Linked DNA regions of Mus musculus: region 1 is linked to region 2. A link is a loop called in an ENCODE intact Hi-C map of the cell type or tissue named here. Cell type or tissue: gastrocnemius. All regions are shown on one strand. Each heading gives the region's core, and the rest is flanking DNA. Links, peaks and the distances in the headings are about the cores only.

Evidence for each region. Hi-C counts contacts between places; a loop is a spot of excess contacts. Peaks named below come from ENCODE experiments on the same cell type or tissue, not always from the same donor. Only the 100,000 strongest peaks of a DNase experiment are listed, where the experiment ranks them.
Region 1: a loop joins it to region 2, with 8 times the contacts of the local background. A loop is called at or near these places in 17 of 42 quality-filtered maps.

Annotation. Positions count from the first base shown.
Region 1 is chr1:192,782,961-192,785,874 of GRCm38, forward strand. Gm31078 (a long non-coding RNA gene) reads left to right here. Exons shown (of 3, transcript XR_373900.3): 3 at 2,184-2,914. Among named protein-coding and RNA genes, the nearest start is that of Gm31078, 2.7 kb to the left of the region's middle. In gastrocnemius, for the core only: a CTCF peak has its summit at 1,593 (motif pointing right); a DNase peak (open chromatin) is centred at 1,635; H3K27ac peaks cover 793 bases.
Region 2 is chr1:192,910,501-192,913,414 of GRCm38, forward strand. All of the region lies in intron 6 of Syt14 (synaptotagmin XIV), which reads right to left. Among named protein-coding and RNA genes, the nearest start is that of Gm39746, 18 kb to the right of the region's middle. In gastrocnemius, for the core only: CTCF peaks have their summits at 1,817 (motif pointing left) and 2,019 (motif pointing left); a DNase peak (open chromatin) is centred at 1,473.

The sequences.
Region 1 (2,914 bases), core at 245-2,744, 130 kb before region 2:
TTTGCCACACACTTGGTCAAGAGACCACCTCTTAGGAAGGCTAATTCACTTAAAGAAAGGCACACGACTGAGATGGAAGGAATAGTATCCCCTCAGTAAGGTAATACACTTTTTCTTTCCAGAACGCCACTCTTGGTGTGGTCACTTGCAGGGTTTCCACTGTGGATCCTAACTTAGAAAAGCACAGCCCAAGCCGGGAAGTAGTGGCACACGTCTTTAGTCCCAGCACTTGGGAGGCAGAGGCGGGGGATTTCTGAGTTCGAAGCCAGCCTGGTCTACAGAGTGAATTCCAGGACAGCCAGGGCTACACAGAGAAACCCTGTCAAAAAAAAAAGAAAAGAAAAGAAAAGAAAAGAAAAGAAAAGAAGGAAGGAAGGAAGGAAAAAAGAAAAGCACAGCCCTGTCCTTCCTTTCTACCTCTTTTTTCTTGTGAATTCTAACCAAAGCCTAGCTTATGCTGTGCCCGATGGGCTGGGATTCCTCACTCTTTGAAACTACCCACCCTGCTTCCGCCGTGTGGCTTGCTCTCTCCTCCATCTTCCTCCTCTGGAAGCTCCCTGTCCTATAGGTTTTCTATCAAAACACTGGGAGGGGGGGAAATCCCAATTTCCCCAGTAATGCAATCGCACCAGTTCACAGTTGTATCCGCAGAAGTAAGGGTCCTTCTAGAGGGGTTCTGGGGGCTTGAGGCTTGGGACAGGGGCTTGGTGGGTAGAGCAGAAACAGGTGGGTAGGATTAGAAGCAGAAAGAATATATTAGAAGATAGAAAAGGGAATAGGGTGTAACACAAAAATATTTTTAGTAGCTTTTCCTGATGCTGTGCATGGGGTATAGGCTTTCCAGCATGACACCGCCTAACTTGGGCTTTCGCACCCATGCACTGTGTGTGATACACGGGGCTCTACACACTCTTTCTTGAAGTCTCATTAACATTTTAAGACTACACCCAGAGGTAGAATGTGTGCCTAGTCCCCCCCTTTAGATGCTGTGGGGTTCCTGTGAGTCTGTAGGGTGCCTGGTCAAGCTACTGCAGTCAGTTCTATTCAGCCTGCTGGGGATGGAGGGACAGGCCCAGTCGTGCTCTTTGCCAGTGAGTTTTTCTCATGGAAATTTTGCAGCCTTCGTGAGGTGCTGTGAATCTCACCTGCCTCCCACTCTCCCGCTGCTCCAATCTCCCACTGCCCCACTCTCCCGCCTCCCCATTCTCCCGCCTCCCCACTCTCCCACCTCCCCACTCTCCCTCTTCCCCATTCTCCTGCCCTGTTAAAGTGTCTTTCTACATAAGGACTTGGAGGGAGAGATCCGAACTGAGACAAAGCGTGTTTGATAAATAAATCTCACAGATCCTGATATTTCCAGAGAAACAAGGACTCTGCCCACCTTGGCTCTCACTCCTGCCCTCACATCCCACCTGGGGCAGCTCTGGAAAAGAAGCTGTGACATCACTTCCTTCCGGTGATTCTGGGTTGTCCAGCTTTACTCTGGGAAGCCTTTGGCACAGACTTCTATGAAGATCTAAGAGGGAGCTGGCCACATGCTAAGTCACCCTTACTTTCCCTGCCTTCAACAGCTCTTGGAAGCAGATGGGCCTTGCTGAGATAAAGAGGCACCACTAGGTGGCTGCCCGAGACCTTGCTGAGCTGGTGGTTCTGATCAGGCTTTCTTAGGCAGGGGGTGTGTGTGTGTGTGTGTGTGTGTGTGTGTGTGTGTGTGTGTATGCGTGTTTGTGTGTATGAGTGTGTGTGTGTGTGTGGCTGTGTATGGATCTGCGAGTGTGCATGAGTGTATATGTGTTTGCATGTGTGTGGGTGAGTGTTTGTATACACATTTTTGGCAGGGAGCTGTCCTGTAGAGAGAATGAGGATAGTGAAGTCAGAGGTCTGTATGAATATGATCAAAATAGATTATATCCAAAATAAAAATGTCATAATTAAGTCTATTATTTTATCGAATTAATGTACACTGAAAAAAAAAGGGAAGGAAAGAAATGAAGCCAAAATGCCTGAATTCACCAAGCAGGTTAATGTAGTGTCAGAGGGTCTTTCTAAGCCCTGGGGGGTGGAGGGAACACAGGGCACTGAGAAGCAGCATCCCTTGGTGGTAGTCATTGTTTTAGCTCATTAGATAGTTAGTTGTTAGCAAAGAAACTGAAGTGCTAGTCTGCTCTCATCCCGGCTACTAGAAATGAATCAGGAACACGGATGCTGCTGGAAACCCGAACTCCGCTAAGAAGCTGACTCAACTTCATTTTCATTCACAATCAGAAGCGTAATGAGCGCTTCATCACGCCACACCCGGGTGAGGGGCTGAGGACGCAGCTGTGAGCCACAGTCACAAGACCCCACTGCTCTCACAGAACTGGTATTTTAGATAAATTGATATTCACAGAGAAAAAAAAATTGTACAACTTTTCCATTGGGAACTCGATCTGTGTTTCCATGGCAACGCTCTTCCTTTTGCCCAGCCCTCACATGTAGAAGTGTGGGGTAATAAGATCGGCTTTATCCACCACAATTAGATGTCGCACAGGTTTCCTGGAGTGGGGCTATAATGGTTTACAAGACTTTCCACCTCTGGCCCACTTTCCTCTTGGTCATGGGGAACCTGGACATAGCATCTGGGGTGTGGGCCGCTCCTGAGGCAGAGAGCCCAGTGAACACACTGAAGGCTTAACTACACCACTGGGAAATACGAGGGAAAACTGTCCCAAACCCAGAACTCTAAGACTGTGGAAACGCTCAGAAATGAAAGGTGTGGCTTTCCTAAGCATTGCCAGCTTTCTCTCCTTCTCAAGCCAAGTCAAACATGATACAATGTAGCTGACTTTCAGACTTCCCACAGGAGGAAGTATACATTCTAAACCCAAGTGTGGAAATCACACTTGGGTCTGGAAGATGTCTAGTTTGAGCTGCA
Region 2 (2,914 bases), core at 269-2,768:
CACACACCTTTAATCCCAGCACTTGGAAGGCAGAGGCAGGTGGATGTCTTGAGTTTGAGACAAGCCTGGTCTACAAAGAGTCCAGGACAGCCAGGGCTCTGTTACACAGAGAAATTCTGTCTTGAGAAACCAAAAGGAGAGGAAGGTAGGAGGAAGAGAAGGAGAAGGAACAGGAGGAGAAAGAAGAGGAGGAGGAGGAGGAGGAGGTCGTCTCTTGTTCACTGCTGTGTACACCAGGCTATCTCCTATCTCTACTTCCCATATCACTGGAGGAGTGTTGGGGATCTGAACTCAAGTTCACACGCTTGCAGAGCAGCACTTTATCCACTGAGCTGTCTGACTGGGGGTTCTACTTGGTCACTGGTTGAGTCTTCTGGGAAGCACTGAGTGACAAAACATGGTCTTATTATAAGGTTAGGGTCCTGGACTTGACTTCCTGGTCCACCATATTCCTGAAAAATGAAAAGCTTCCTTTCTTAGATTTGCAACACTGGCTGAGCTGCTAATTTGTACAGTTCTGTCCTCCAGAAGTGACCTCTGGACACAATGGAGGGTGAGCTTATTCAAACTGGCCACTGGACTTAAATAGCGGGATACAACTGATTATTTTTATACATATTGTTCTTTTCAAACTGATTTTAAAAAGTTTTATAATTGTCTGTCTGTCTGTCTGTCTATGTGAATGTAGGTACCTTAAGCTGAAACTATAGGTGGTTGTGAGCCACCTGACATGGTTGCTGGGAGCCAAACTTGGGTTCCCTGCACGAGCATTGTATGCTGTTAGCAGCTAAGTCATATCTCTGGCTTCCAGTTGGTGTATTTTAAATGCACAGAATGTTTCTATGAACGAATGTTTTAAATGCAACTATCTGAATCTGTGTTATAAGCATATTTTTATTATTAGAAACATTATTTATGTTTTAGATAATGCTATTACCCATAACTGTACTTTCTGGACTCTACTGGGTTTTATTTTTAAAATATGACTTTAGCTATTTAAAATAGAAGATATGCACAATATGGGACATGAGTGGATGAGAGGAGAAGGAGCAATGTGCCTGGTGAGTAAATGTGGGAGGCAGGTTTCTGAGCCTGCCTGCTGCACACTGGGATGCTAGTGAGCAGTTAGCATCCTCCTGCTTCAGTTTACCTGAGGGGTGTGGAACAGCTGCACCTACTGCTGTCTTTGCCCTTACACTACCTGCCCACATATCACAAAGCAGCAAAACATTTGTTTGTATCACAGATTCAATATGCTATCCTCGCCACCATGAAACAAACATTCTCCTGCCATTTACCTAAAGAAAGAATATTTGGAGACTGCAGAATAACGAGTTGAAGTTATCATTTGCAATCCACCCATGCAAATCAGGGTTTCCCCTAAGATGAACTGCGAAAACCAAAGCCGTGAACAGAACTGTCAGTGGTGCGGTGACACTAAGGTGTGTCACCCACAGGTGTGCAATGGCAGGCTCCCAGGCATGGGACCAGAGACTAAGGTTCAATGTCCTCATTGGAAATGGGAAGGCAGCCATCACACTTTCTGAAAGATTTCTTTAATTTTTTTTTAAGCAAGTCCGTTATTTTCAGTTTATTTCAGTGTTTAATGTAAGTACTATAAAGTAATATATTAATAAACATCACTTTATCTGCTTTTTGTGTTATAAATCATATTTCATTTTACACAAAGGGATTCTATGCTTCAAAATGCCCCTACCACAGGATCTATATCTTGTTTCTGAATGGTCAAATGACCAAAATTTAAATATCCTAAGATTGTGCTGCCCCCTGTTGACCCAGTCTCCTTAAAATTCTTGGGTCTTCTGTGAAGGAAAAAATTTTTGCTTCTTAGTATTATAGGTAAGTAATTTCATAGACGATCATAATAAAAAAATGTACACGGTAAAATATTGAATGCAACTCTAGATAGAATATAGCATATTCCAAGACAGTAAAAGCTAACCCCAGGATGTTGAGAACAAAGGAATAGTCTAACCATCCTCTTCCACAGAAGCCTAAAGCTGCTGCTTAAAGTAATGCTGACACCTGCTGGAAAGCTCAACCATCCTTAGGCCCAACTCTACAGTGATCAATTCTCAATTCTTCCACTGAATTGGCAGCACCTGGATCTTGAGCTCTCCACGTTAGAAGAATACTAGTACCTTGGGTGTTTCAAAATGTTGGAATAGCATTTTCCATGCATTAGCTCTCTATCTTGGGCATCCTCTTTCAGTCTCATATAATTGACCAAATAGAGGTGGGGAGATTTTCCTCTAGGAATCATGTTTGAAAAACAAACACACTGGGTGGTAGTGGCGCTCACCACTAATCCCAGCACTTGGGAGGCAGAAGCACTCTCTCTGTGAGTTAGAGGCCAGTCTGGTCTACAAAGCAAGTTCAAGGATAGCCAATGACTGCTACATTGAGAAACCTATCTCAAAAAGAAAAGAAAAGAAAAGAAAAGAAAAGAAAAGAAAAGAAAAGAAAAGAAGAGGGGAGGGGAGGGGAGGGAGGGGAGGGGAGAGGAGGGAGGGGAGAAAAGGAAAAAGTAAACCAAACACATTTAAATCTACTTTTCATTAGTTAATCCCACGAGGAGTACACATTCACTCAGACTCTGTGTCCAATGACCTGTATAGAAACATTGCTTCAGAACTGGGCATGAACTCTCACAAGGCCCAGATCATGTGGCTTTCCTGCTTTCCCCTAGTGGTCACCATGCTGCTGTTCTCTTTATCTACACCAGCACATCTCTTTCCCAGGTAGGACTGGGGTTCATCTCTAGCAGAAACTTTTAATTTTAAGAACAGCTGTGTGCTTTCTTTGGTTCCACTGCTGTGCACCACAGCCTTCCAGGCATGTACACCCTTTAGAATTCCTGTTCTCAGCAGGCCTACACATGCTTCAAGATGGT